Linked DNA regions of Homo sapiens: region 2 is linked to region 1. A link is a loop called in an ENCODE intact Hi-C map of the cell type or tissue named here. Cell type or tissue: HepG2. All regions are shown on one strand. Links, peaks and the distances in the headings refer to the core of each region. The heading gives the core; the rest is flanking DNA.

Region 1 (6,971 bases), core at 1,301-6,300:
AAAACACTAGTAAGTCATTTATTAGGGCCTTATAAAAGAGTAGAATTGGCCAGACACAGTGATTCACGCCTGTAATCCCAGCACTTTGGGAGGCCGAGGCAGGCGGATCACCTGAGGTCAGGAGTTCAAGACCAGTCTGGGCAACGTGGTGAAACTCCGTCTCTACTGAAAATACAAAAATTAGCCAGGCGTGGTAGTGCACGCCTGTAATCCCAGCTACTAGGGAGGCTGAGGCAGGAGAATTGCTTGAATCCATGGGGCGGAGGATGCAGTGAGTTGAGATGGCACCACTACACTCTAGCCTGGGTGACAGAGCGAGACTCCAGCTCAAAAATAAAATATTTAAAAAGTAGAATTATTTCTTTTGATGATTGCTCAGATCCATAAAGAGAGAGCATAGAATTTAAAAGGTTGAAAATATTAGGATAGCGGTTTTTACATTTTACTGCATCTAAAATCACATAAACCTGAGATCTGTTTAAAATGCAGTCTCCTAAGACCCACCCTAAGGATTCTGAATCCATCGGTTTTAAGCCCACAAGTAGGTATTGTCAGATATGGCCCAGTCATTCCAATACATGAGGTTTCCAAACAATACTTTGAGAGACACTGCATTTCAGAATGAATTAAGCAGGATTCTTAATTGCAGGCAAAGGTCTGACTCTTGAATTCACAGAAGGATAATGAAAAAAAACACAAACTTCTAGGAAGGCCAGAGAAATCAGGTTTGGAAGCTACATATCCAAGAACACTGCCCCAGACTACACAGCAGCATTGGTCTGGTGAAAACACCTCTGCTATCTCTATCACTTGATGAACAGGGGATTCTACAGCTTCTACTACCAACACCAGCAACTCCAGCAACTAGCTGCTGCCCTGGGAACGATGTGCAGCCGCCATGTACTTCTGCATGTCTCTAGTTTCTATTTCAAAGCATGAGATGCAGATGTCTGACTGGCAAAGTCTGGGTCCCATGCCTGCAGCCTGGCTGAAAAGATGGCCGAAAATGTAAATATCTAGCACTTTATCCTCCTGTAGGAGGCAGTGGGATATGCCAAGAGAGGAAAGGTGGATTCAGGGCTGGGTGACCAGAAAACAATGCTAAGTGTGAGCAGAAACAATGAAACAAACATCTCTGTAATGAGCTTCTATATGTATGAAATGTTTAAACATATCTTAAACATCAGAGTTTATTAAATTACTATAGATAAAAACTATTCACTCCCACATATGAATATATTAATAATTCAGAAATAGAAGCCAACTCCCCTCAAATCTAAGATGAAAGAAGTTCACAGACTGGTCAGTCAACTTATTTTTTGAACCATGTATTAGCTGATGGTCCTGTCTTAATTCCTTTATCTTTTTGCCCCCTAGTCCTGGCACTTACAGTTGCATTATAAACAATTGCAAGATCAACATAAACAGGTATGTTTTCTAGTTCAGTGGCTCTCAAAATGTGGTCCAGGTTCCCCACGATCCTGTCAGGGAGTCTGTGAGGTCAATATTACTTTCATAATATTACTAAAGCATTATTTGACTTTTTAAATATCAATCTTTCACAGTTGTATAGTGGAGATTTCCAGAGGGTACAAGAGTTAATGGAATGCTTACTTGCATACTCTTATAAATGTCTGTTTTGATTTTTAATACAGTAAATATAAATAGATATAACTCACATAAACAAAGCTTTTTAGTGTCCTTAGTAATTAAGAGTGTAAAGGGGTTCCAAGACCAATAAAGTCTGAAAACCACGGCTCTAGATCAACAATGCAAATGAATAAACAAAACAAAAACTCACTATGCTACCTCAATCTAATCAGAAATAAAGTGGGCCAGGAGAATCTAAAACAGGAAAAATTAACAGCAAGTACCACTTGCCATTTGTGCTACTGTGGTCTTACTAAAACAATTAGAAAATTTGAACTGAGGGTACAGTAAGAGGTACTTCACCTCATAGTACTTGAGATCCACAGATGCTAACTAATGGGAAGTATTCAGTATCATGCAAGAATAAAATAAATTCCCCCTCCAAAGTGGAGGTCCAAAGTGCTACAAAGCACACGGTGCAAACAGCCTTTGGAGTGAGATAAGCCTGGGTGTTGAGTCTAGGCTCTATCATTTGCTTGCTAAATATCCTTTACTGAGCCCCCTCCAAGGTTTACTTTACTCATTCGGCAGGGCGCTTGTCACAGCCACACTTCGCTGCTTTTAGAGTGGCTTAAAACTAATGGAAAACATTCATCAGAAACGCCCGCTTTAATCTCAGCCTACTCCCTGACCTCTACCTCACATTCTTGTGGCTTGATAACATCTGATCATCTGAACTACAGCCTTGTGATCTGTTTAACCTCTAAGATATCTCTTCAGAGTTCTTGCTTCAGAGCTCTTGCCTTCTTGCTTTTATTGCTAGCCCCTTTTCCTGACCATAACCTCCAAAGACATCATCATTTTTTTTCTTTAATCTGACCTTTTATAGAGGAGTAGGGGAGTGTCTGCTTTCTGTTAATCCGACTCACAAGAATGTGGGGAATCATGGTGTCAGAACCATACATATTCACAATGAGCACATGGAGGCCAACCCCTGTCCCAGAGATTCAGCTAACAAGTAGCTCCCAGAACCAACTGAGCAGTCGACTGTGCCCAGAGGGGATGTGGCCAAAATGCTGTCTCATCCATAAGTGGCCTGGGAGGGGGTAAGTATCCTCTCCAAATTGGTATTTCACAGCTCTGAGCTTGTAACAGTTTATTCTCTACATAACCATAGCAAAATCCTCTTGGCTTTTGTGTCCCTGCAATGTTTCCAAGTCTGAAGTCCCCCATGGAAACATGGAAGAGTCTCAACAATTCTGCCCTTTAAAATCAGCAGCAAACAATGCAAGAATGAACAGAGGAAAATATCTGACCTAGCATGGTGCTTATTTTGTGATTTTTTCAGCCTTAATTTCCTTTTCTTTTCTTTCTTTCTTTTTCTTAAAATAGTGTGTGTGTGTGCGTGCGTGCATGTATGTGTGTGTTTGTGTGTGTGTGGCAAAGTTCAGAATCCTGACCCATTTTCATCCACAGAGAAATATTTTCCAGAATTCAGAAAGCAGATGATTACCAGGCAGTGAACGGTCTCCTAAGAGACTCAGCATACAGTAAACAGCCAGCGAGACCATCACCCAAATGTGCCATTTTCTCCCAGGCACTTCTTTTGACTTGAGTGCCCTAGTGACCTGGATAAGTAGGTGTGGCCCATTGGCAGTTAAGAGAGGACAGAGCACCTTATACCACCTCCAGCAGTCTCATTTCTAATTGGCCAAACCAACAGCCACTGGGTTAGTGGTCATGTTTTCCAGGAAGAACATGGTGCAATTTACTCAGTTGGAGGTAGACAAAGAAAATTATTGTAACTCAGCCTGTAGGCTGCAATGACCTAATCTGATTTAGATAAAGAGAGGTAAAGGGTCATTCCCATGTCTTAAATGACAGAGACACAAAGAAGGATCTCCTGAGTCACAGTCTTACAGATTGGGCCCTACTTCAGGAAAAATAAATAAATCTAGGCCCACCCTTCATGTCCCTTTTGAAGGATTTTAAAAATTCAGACATCAAAAGCAAAGATTACATTGATTTGTTTTTACACTTATCTTCTATAATATCTGCAATCAGAAATATGCTGTGACATAGATGATAAATTATCTTTACTAAAATATTGATAAGATAAAAACGAAATGATCATAATATTAGAAATAGCTTTTATTGGATTTTTTCCCTATATTTGTAAGTACTATATATTATCATTTACTAGGTGCCAGGTGCTTGTCTGTTACTTCTAGAGGTATATTCCACATTAAATATACCAGTCACAACAGAATGGTTTATATTAGATCAATGAGCAAGAATGTAGTTGTTACAGGAAAGATGATTAAACAAACCACTCCTGATGCATGTGTTAAATTACCTTGAGGTAGATCTAGGCTACTGTGAGTGCAAGAAAGTCACATACTGGGCCATAAAATAATTATTTTGCATAGTGTAATACAAACTTTTTATCCAGCCACCAAGATGAAGTGGTTCGGTGCCCTTAGCACGAAGAGCTCAGGTTTGGGGGCCATATACTACTTTAGGAGGGGCCAGTTTCTATCACTAGTTGGGAGTGCTACAGCAGCTTATTTAACCTTTTTGTGCACCTTATCTTCATCTATTAAATAGGCACAACAATAGCTTTCCAGAAGAATTCAACTAAAGCTTAAATGAGGTAATAAAGTTCCATTATAGTTCCCAGCTTGCAGGAAGAAACTCAAAGAAAATCAGTTCTTTCTCACAGCAAATGTTGGAGAGGTGAGGTTAATGACCTCTGCTAAAAGTTGACTTCTATTACAGATATCAGATGGTCGGTTGATGTGTAACTACTTGCTTCTTTGCAATGAGCTTTTGACAGACAGTTATCTATCCCCTAGCCACCACTACTTCTTCCTCACCAGCAGGGCCCAGTCCCACTAGAGATAGTCACTTTCTCAGTCTCCCTTGTAGTCAGGACTTGGCTGGTTGGCAAGTAACCAAATATTGGACAATGAGACCTGAGGGGAAATCTGTTGGGAGGATTCTGTGAGAAATTTTCATCTCTAATACAAAGAGACATCCTAGGGAATATATGCCTTTTCATCAGCTGAACATGTGACTTCACATAAGTTTTAAAAGGCAGCAGCCATTTTGCAACCTAGAAGGGTCAAGTCCAAGGACAGCCAGTGTCTGGAGGATGGCAGAACCCAAGGGTGGAATGAGCCTGGCTCCTTGCTCACATGGCTGAGCTGCTGATCTTACCCTAAAACCGTTCTCTTCTAAATTGTTATTATATAAGATTTAAAATGCCATTACAAAAGGCACTCTTAGGATTCTGTAATATGCTCCCTAATTAGCATAGGATTCCTCTGGAAATATAAGAAAATCTTTAGCTATATGAATCCCGTGACAAAAGAGGTGATTCTGAATAGTAAAATAGTAAATAATAATCATAAAATATTATGAGATTTAAATATTTTTGAAGGAAACAGTTCTAAGATATATTATTTACTCCTTAACTTAAAATAGAAACATTAACCCTTTCTTCATAATTCAACATTAACAATGCTTCCCTCCATTTCTAATTTGCTCCGTTTAATCTGTCATTCATTTAGAAAAAAATCACTTAAAAGGCAACTTATTTACTAAACTTCTTGAATTCGGTCTTTTTCCTCCTTTAATCTATTTTCTCTCATTGATAAAAATTATTTGAGATTATTTACAGAATGAAAGTATAGACTAGGTGTGCATCAGGAGAGATCTTCTGTGAGTGAACCACCTGCTGATTACAGTGAATGTGCTACATGATTTCTAATTTTGCTGCTCAAAATGCCTTTTATCTTGTTTTTTCTAGACTGCCTTCTAGGTAAGAGTGAGCTGAATTCTGGGCAGGCAAGGTACTATGTCGCCTTCAATAGAAAAAGATAGCCAAAAAAAAAACCTGTATAAAACAATAGGTACCATTAGCAGAATGCTTTCGTTCCCTGGCTAACTGGATGCATGAACACACATGATCTCAGTTAGCCTTCTCCAATAGGAGGTAGTTGAGCCTTGGGATTAGACATGCAGTCTCCAGGGTTAGAACATCTGAATTCAAATTCTGGCTCCAGGAACCACTAACAGCAGAACTGCAGCTTCCCAAACTGCAAAGGAGGTTGATAATGAATAGGGGTACTGAGAAGGTAAAGTGAGATAATGCTTGTAAAACATATAGCACAATGCTTGGTGCCAGGAAACACTCAAATGATTACGACCATGATTTCCATTTTACAGATAAGAAAACTAAAGCCTAGAAGAGATAAGTAATTCAAGCAAATGACAGAGCAGGGACTCTAAGTGCACAGGAGTTCAGGGCTTATACTCACAGTCACACTGCAACACTAACGACTTGCCTCTCATAATAATCAGGAAAATCCAAGAGAAGGTCACATCCTTGGGCCTTGGACAAGAATGAAAAAATTTACTGTGGAAATGAAGATTTCAGTTCAGCATTACAACTATCTGATTCATTATCTCCTCCCTGCCAAAGAAATAAAAGGACATTCATTCCCTTCACATTTTTTTGTTGGAGAGGAAATTTCACTCTTGTTGCCCAGGCTGGAGTGCAATGGTGCAATCTCAGCTCACTGCAACCTCCGCTTCCTAGGTTCAAGCGATTCTCCTCTTTCAGCTTCCTAAGTAGCTGGGATTACAGGCATGCACTACCATGCCTGGCTAATTTTGTATTTTTAGTAGAGACGGGGTTTCACTATGTTGGCCAGGCTGGTCTCGAACTCCTGACCTCAGGTGATCCGCCCGCCTCGGCCTCCCAAAGTACTGGGATTACAGGTGTGAGCCACCGTGCCCAGCTCCCTTCACTTTTTTCATCGGCAGAATGATTCAGTGTTTGTGGACTGACTACATGGTATATGTAGTTAAGAAATTCAAATCCATAATTATTCTATCTAGACACAGTTCAATTCAAAATATTTGCTGGTTTTTAATATAAATTCTACATTTTTGTGCTATATCAAAGGCATTTCATATGCTCATCAATGTGCTAATTTTAGATTCTTTTCTAAATGTGATGATTCAATTAATATGCATTATAAAACACTTGGCAAATGAATTTGAGGTGCTGGAGAGAGATTCATATTTGTACACAGATATTTTTTCACCACAAATTCATATGAACTTGCTAATTTGCTCTCCTCCTGTTAAAATACTAAACATTCCTGGAAATAATGCATTTCTAAAGATAAGCTACCCATAAGGCACTAAACTTTAATGTACCTTTTAATATACTTCCTTTTTTATTGGAATTTTGCTTTTAAGAAAATACTATCCAAAAGATACTTAGTTCAATGAAGTATAATGAGTCACAAATAAATGTTTGAAATAGCATCATTTTCCTGCCTGCCAGTTGCCTGAAAGCTCAGAAATGT
Region 2 (6,971 bases), core at 969-5,968, 100 kb after region 1:
GCTATGAATGCTGCTTTACTACCTGATCTTACATTATAGAAATCTGAAGCCCCAGAGAGATTATGTGATTTTTCTAGAGGGATGCTTTACAACTGGGGGAAGTCTGCCCTGCCAAGGAATATTTGGCAATGTATGGAGAAATGTCTGGTTGTAATTACTAGGAGAGTGCTGCTGGCATTTAGTGGTAGAAGCCAAGGATGTTGCTAAACATCCTAAAATGCACAAGACAGGCCCCCCACAAGAAATTATCTGTCCTAAAATGTCAATCGTGCTGAGGTTGAGAAATCTTGGAATCATCACAGTATATAAATACTGGTCATAAAAAAATTTACTTAATAAAGGTATTTAAACATGTTTTTAAGGTATTTAAAATTATTAGCCTTTAGTATCTGTTGATAAATCTTCCAAAAGTTGTTTGCATATAAGCTTGCCATTGTGAGTTAGTAGATGTCCATTTTCCAGGTGAGAAAAAGATGTGAGCTTTTCTCATTGTCTCAGGAGCAATGATACTTCATTTCTATGAGATGCTCCCTGTTCTTCATGACACTGAAATTTTTCATTCTCACCAACTCTAGAACAGACATTGAATCCTTTGGATAGCAACGGCATATCATAATTGTGTGTTCTTTTCAAAGCACTGGTTTTAGTCATGCCAAGTGGAAACAAATTTTCAACCATGACTTTACCTTTCATATTAAAAAAAAAAATCAGACACAGAATCATCAGAAACACCAAATTAATGGTAATGATTTCAGGTCCTACTCCAGACCCACGGAAGCAAAGATTCCAGGTTTGGGGCCTAGGACTTTGTATTTTCATGAGGTGAACCAAATGATTCTGAGGGTGAGCTGAGTTTGGGAGCCAGTGCTGTGCCACACTCACAGGCAGGCTACCTGCAGGAAGAGAAGCTCTAATCCCCATGCTACAAATTCTCCCAGCTTGGCTTCTTTCTCCAGAGAGGAATTTGGTCTCAGAAACTGAAAGATTCATGTCTGCAGTAGGATAGTGAAGAAATTAAAAATAAAAATAAGAAAGTGAAAGAAGACTAGTTTTTTTAGGGTTAAAGATTTTCCTATATTCACCACATCAAAAATGTAGTAAAATGGTGACTCATACTAACCATGACCTCTTTGAGGTTTTAAAATGTGTAAGGAGAAACTACAGGGATTGAAGACAAAACCATGCCAGTTACTCGTTTCTGTGACAGCTAATGATAGTTTATGTTGGTTCAGTTTTCTTTGATCTCAAAGTGGATTTAAATATTAATTAAGCATCGTAAAACCAGCTTGCATTTAACAAATATAGCAAAGCCTAGAGAATAGGATCACATGGATTTGGTCTGCAGAATTCCAATTGGAAAATGCTGTGAATCACCTAATGCTGCACATAGATGCATTTTGCTTCACTTTTAATCCCAAAAATTGGATATTATATTATCAAATTGCAAAACATCAGTGGCCACATATTCACTAACTTGCTAGAACTTTCAAGTAAAACTTCCTTTGCTATCTTATACAAGATAATTGAAGTTGTTTAAAATGTTTGTTTAAAAACAACTATGACTTCAACTACTTATCTGTGCAGATTCTATCATATCATATAGCCAAATAAAACAAAGCACTACTGTGTAAGTCTAGGCAGATATAACCAAAGTTCTGTTATTTGTAATACCATTTCTAATTTTGGGGATCACTGAAGTAGTGTCACCCTTATCACTGTACTTCATGATATGTGAAGGTCATAAATTTGAATTGTATATGATAAATATATACTACTGCTACTCATTTACTTTATATGTGTTGAAGCCTCTACAACATTTTTTGTTTGAAAAGATTTGCTTCTAAATATGTCCCTGGATAAGTTGGTTTCTATAATCCTTCTCTCCTCTGACATTATATCTAGATCCTTTTAAAAAATTAGAAAATATCTACTTGTATTTTCAGCCTTTGCGAATTTGAAGTAGGAAGTAGAGAAATGGCTGGGAATTATTTTAGTCCTGGAGCACTTAGAGGGGAGTCAGGCTTGTGCGGCTTCCAAATTTAGGGTTTAGGATCAGCCAGCAAGCAGCACAAAGCACCACAAACCTTTACGGAGGAAGAGGGGAACTATATGATGGGAGAACCACCCAGACACTGAAGTGGCAGGCATTGCGGTTTCCCTGGCTGGTGTGGGGCAGAAGGGCAAGGTTGTGCAACTCTGCTTTTGTCCTGCTCTGATTTTTAAAGTTATTACATCACAGGACTATGTGGTGTTGAGGCTGACAAACCCCTGGCAGATCAGATGAGTAAACTCAGACCAAGAAAAGGGAAACAACTTGCCCAAATGTTTAAGATCAGCTTCAGCATGATGGAGGCTAAGGCAAGCAAGGGGCAGAAGGAAATGAAGAGATGAGAGAGAGCAAGTCGGGTAAGAAGAGGCCCTTTCAAGCACCTCATAGCATTCAGGAGACATCCCAGCCCTTTAAAAGAAGTAAATGGTAAGTGTCTCTGTATTCAGAGATTGCCTCTCCTTAACACATTCTGGCTTTTGGATTGAGGCCTTGGGAGTCTCAGCTCCATTTCCAGAACGTATCAGCATGTTGCCTACCTTTAACTGTCGCTAATGTTGACATATATCATTCCCAAAAGCTTTCCCCCAAAGGTTCCTGACCTAGAGTGTTTATTTGATTGTCTGTGATGTCTGGCATATCTTTCCAACAGAGGAAATAGAGCCTATTCTTAATCACATTAATACATACCAAACAAAATAAATCAAAACGCACAACAAAAAAATCCAGAAACTTTATAGACAATTTAAAAAAACAATGCCCTTAAAGATATAGAAGAAAATTGTTTCCCCCTTTCCCATCCCTTCAAACCTGTAATATACCTAAGGAAAGATGGGACAATCAAGGATCAGAAAAGACTCCAGTTGTCATTGGATTTCTTTAAAACTTTTTTCCCAGGGCCACTAGAGGGCCAGGCACAAAGATGTGCAGACTTGGTTTGGGGCCTGGGAATCCCAGACGAAGCCTTAAAGCCACAGGGTCACCTAGCAGGGAGTCTCACTTACAAGATACAGTAGAGTTCCCCTTCCTGTGTCTGAGTGTTCTCATTGTTCAATTTCCACCTATGAGTGAGAACATGCAGTGTTTGGTTTTTTGTCCTTGCGATAGTTTGCTACCAACATGGCACATGTATACATATGTAACAAACCTGCACGTTGTGCACCTGTACCCTAGAACTTAAAGCATAATTTAAAAAAATCCAATAAACAGTCCTCTGGAAAAAATAAAGTTTCTCATCTACAGAAAAAAAAAATAGAGAAGGGTGGAGTTCAACAGACCTGGGTTCAAATTCCAGCTCTGCCTGTCACCAGCTGTGGGCCCTTGGACACATTTCTGTTTTCAGATTGCTCACTCATAAACGACTAATAACAGCATCTTCCTCACAGCACTGTTGTAAAGCCTAAGTAAAATATAGGTGTGAGTTGCACAGCATGGCACCTGGCGTACAGAAGCTACTTAAGATGTTGTTGCTATTTATTGTTATTATTAGGATGAATATCAGTTTGTAGGCTTGAGATAGAAAAAATTAGAAGTGAAGCTGATTACTTAGAAATCTTCTATCTCATTTTTCAGTTAAAATATTAATATAAAAGAAGGCTGCAACAGGCAATCTCAACAGTAGACCATGCTCTGTAGTAATTACACTTTACTGGGCTGGGTTTAGCTCCAGCTGAACTAGTACTCAGCTACTGTGGATGCCATGGGCTTTGCCACATCAATACTTAGCAAGTGAGTAATTTGGATGTTCTCTATGTAGCAATTTGTGTAGACAGCCAAAGCAGAAATGTACTTTAAGGCTATACAGATTGAATCTCTGTATTGATTAAATCATCAGATCTATTGTTGGTTGGCTATGTACCACGAGAATTTTGAAATAGGCAGGCCTAAAAGACTTTCTACATTTTGCCATAATGAGGTTTGTCCATCCACAAAACCTATCTGACACCCCAAAACACTGATACTACTAGTGTTTTTGTTTTTATTTTACTGTGTTTTTAAATTTGTTTTAGGCAGGGTCTTGCTCTGTTGCACAGGCTGGAGCAGTGGTGTGATCACAGCTCACTACAGCCTCAATCTCTCACATTCATGTGATCCTTCCACTTCAGCCTCCCAAGTATCTAGGACTGCAGGTGCATGAAACCATGCCTGGCTAATTTTTGTGTTTTTTGCAGAGACAGGTTTTGCCATGTTGCTCCTTGAGCCCAGGAGGCTGGCCTCAAACTTCTGGTCTAGAGCGATCTGCCTGCCTTGGCCTTCCACAGTGCTGCGATTACAGGTGTGAGCCACTGTGCCTGGCCCTGACAGTGTTTTCCATCTAACTGTTCTAGGGAAAAAAAAAAAAATCTCACTTATTTTTTCCGCTTTAAGAAGTTACTCCATTTCCATGCATCTCTTTCTTCCCTCTTTCTCCAGTAGATTGTTAGGTCAAGAGGAAGGCAAAAAGGCAAGCAGATTATCTTGCTTAACACATGAATACAAAATAAAAGGTTTTCTTTCTTTCCCCAAAAAAAGTTTACCACTTATTTCCTTCTTTAATATTTACTCAAATTTGCGATTAATTCCCTTTAAAATTATTCTTATTTATAGATAAATTTGTATAACTCCCTCATGGGAAATTTGGCAATGTGTGTAAAAAATTTAAATACTCCTAACTCATAAATTTATTTTTAGGAGCCATCTGTGGTGAACCAAAATATTTATAAGAAAATAGTGAAAAATTGGAAGTGGCATAAATAGTCATGTGAGTGAACTGGTTATAGAAATTATAATTCGTGTTTACAACAAAATATTCAGTCATTACAAAAATATTATAGAGGTATATTATAGGTAGTACAAAAGTGTTCATAATATGTTTTAACAGAGAAAACGAAGGCTGCTAAATAATACTTATTGAATACTTTTCCAATTATAAATGGACATGAACAGAAATGGGACCAGAGAGAAATCTATCAAAATATTAACCAAGTAGGTTTCTCTGGGTGAAAAGGAAATTATAATTTTTGTTAGTTTCTATTTTCTAAAATGGCTATAATAAACACATCTTATTTTTATAATTAGACAAAATACAGTAAGTTTTTATTTAATTTAAGAAAGTATTGCCAAGTCTATTTTCATCTAAGAGAACAATAGTTCAATTTAGGAGTGGAAAGAGCCACGGGCATGACCTACCTAAATGCAGAGTCCATTTGTTGAAGGACGGCTGATTCTGGAATGGCTTTTCCTCAGGTCGGATGCTATATTATAAAGGAAAGCCAAAGTAGTGGAGGAAACAGGACATTGACCATGCAGAGCTTTCCCTATAATCAGCCATCACCTTAGCAACCAGCTTCGCTGCCTCAGGCCTAAATTCTTCTGTAGCTGCTTTAATTTATGGATACCATTTTCCCTGTCTGCCTAGTGGGAATTCATTAGGCAGTGTCCCGATGTGTAGGTGTACATCACTGGGGCTGTGGAAGGTTTTAGCTGATAGATGAACATGATATTATGTGACCTTGAATAACATAATATGCCAATCAGTCTCTGTTATTAGTTTCTTCTTGCTGCCATAACAAATTTCCACAAACTCAGTGGCTTAAAAAGCACATAAATTTATTCTCTTACCTTCTGGAGGTCATAATTCTAAGATCAAGGTGTTGGTAGGGCTATATTCCTCTGGAGACCAGAGAAGAACCCACTTCCTTGACTTTTTTACTTCTAGCTACTAGAGACTGCCTCCATTCCTTGGCTCCTAGCACATCACTCCAACCTTGGGTCCATTGTAACATCTCCTTTTTCTAACTTTGGCCTACTTGCCTCTCTCCTATAAGGGCCCTTGTGATTACACTGGGCCTAACCAGATGACCCAGCATGATCTCCTTACTTCAAGATCCCAACTTAATCACATATGCAAAGTTCCTTTTGCCATATAAGGTAACATATTCACAGGCTCCTGAGATTAGAATATGGACATCATTGGGGGCCATTATTCATCCTATCTTATTACAGTCTCCCTATCAAGTTTCCTTCAGTCTTCTGAGCACATCAAGGAGGAAGTCTAGCTTTTGCTTATGGCATTGTTTCTAGCACTTGCTAATCTCCCTTTCAAACAAAGAGCATGCATTTAACAAAAAGAAGGCAGATATTAAACTCAGGTGCACTGGCTAGGCATGGCATCTATCTACTTTATTATCAGTCATCTACTTTTTATTATGTTATGGTTACCTTCAAGTTTTGGCAAATGATATTTTATTTTTTTCTCATTTACACTATAGCTGCATAAAATTTCTTTTAAAAAGTGAAATAGTGAATTAATTTTGAGACTTTTAAGCAAACAATATTATTGGTAGCATGCAGATTTTGCAAACATTGTGAATGAAGAATGTGAATGACTAGCGTTTGGGAAATATTGCCATAGGAGAATACTGCCCTATTAAGATTAGGGAAGAGTCATGTTGTTTGGGGATGACTATGATCCCTCCCTTAGCTCTGTATGAGGCCTCTCTTGAGGAATGTGATGCTATTTTCTTTCTGCTTCTTTTGACAGTTGATTCTTTACAGGGATAGAGGGTGAGCCAGCAAGACAGGGAGAGGTACTATCCCTTTTATTCATGAAGAATGAAAATTGACAATGGCAAATCTCTGGGACATTATGTATTGGTCATTGGCTATATGCAAATCTCCTTCCAAGATTTGCTGAGAGGAAAAGGCAAGTCCCTGCATTACAGGTGTGAGCCCCTTTCTGGTAGAGGACTACAAGTCAGGGCAGTTAAAGGTAGAAAAGGGATGGGTTCATAGGAAAAGGAACAATACAGTGCTGTGGAGTTTAGACAGAGAGGTGATCCTTTTAGTTGGAAGCAGGGGATGGAATAGAGTGAGAATAGGGAGGATCAGGAAACTCTTCATGGTGAAGACAGTTTTTCTTCAGAAACTTTGCCAAGAATTTTCT

Evidence for each region. A loop is a pair of places that touch in the nucleus more often than their neighbours do. Peaks named below come from ENCODE experiments on the same cell type or tissue, not always from the same donor. Only the 100,000 strongest peaks of a DNase experiment are listed, where the experiment ranks them.
Region 2: a loop joins it to region 1, with 23 times the contacts of the local background. A loop is called at or near these places in 2 of 110 quality-filtered maps.

What each region holds. Positions count from the first base shown.
Region 1 is chr10:88,892,886-88,899,856 of GRCh38, reverse strand. All of the region lies in intron 1 of STAMBPL1 (STAM binding protein like 1), which reads right to left. Among named protein-coding and RNA genes, the nearest start is that of STAMBPL1, 16 kb to the right of the region's middle. RefSeq lists an enhancer at 929-1,018. In HepG2, for the core only: no CTCF peak of the experiment used is centred there; DNase peaks (open chromatin) are centred at 2,196, 3,326 and 4,426.
Region 2 is chr10:88,788,114-88,795,084 of GRCh38, reverse strand. No RefSeq gene overlaps it. Among named protein-coding and RNA genes, the nearest start is that of LIPM, 11 kb to the left of the region's middle. In HepG2, for the core only: a CTCF peak has its summit at 2,957 (motif pointing right); no DNase peak of the experiment used is centred there.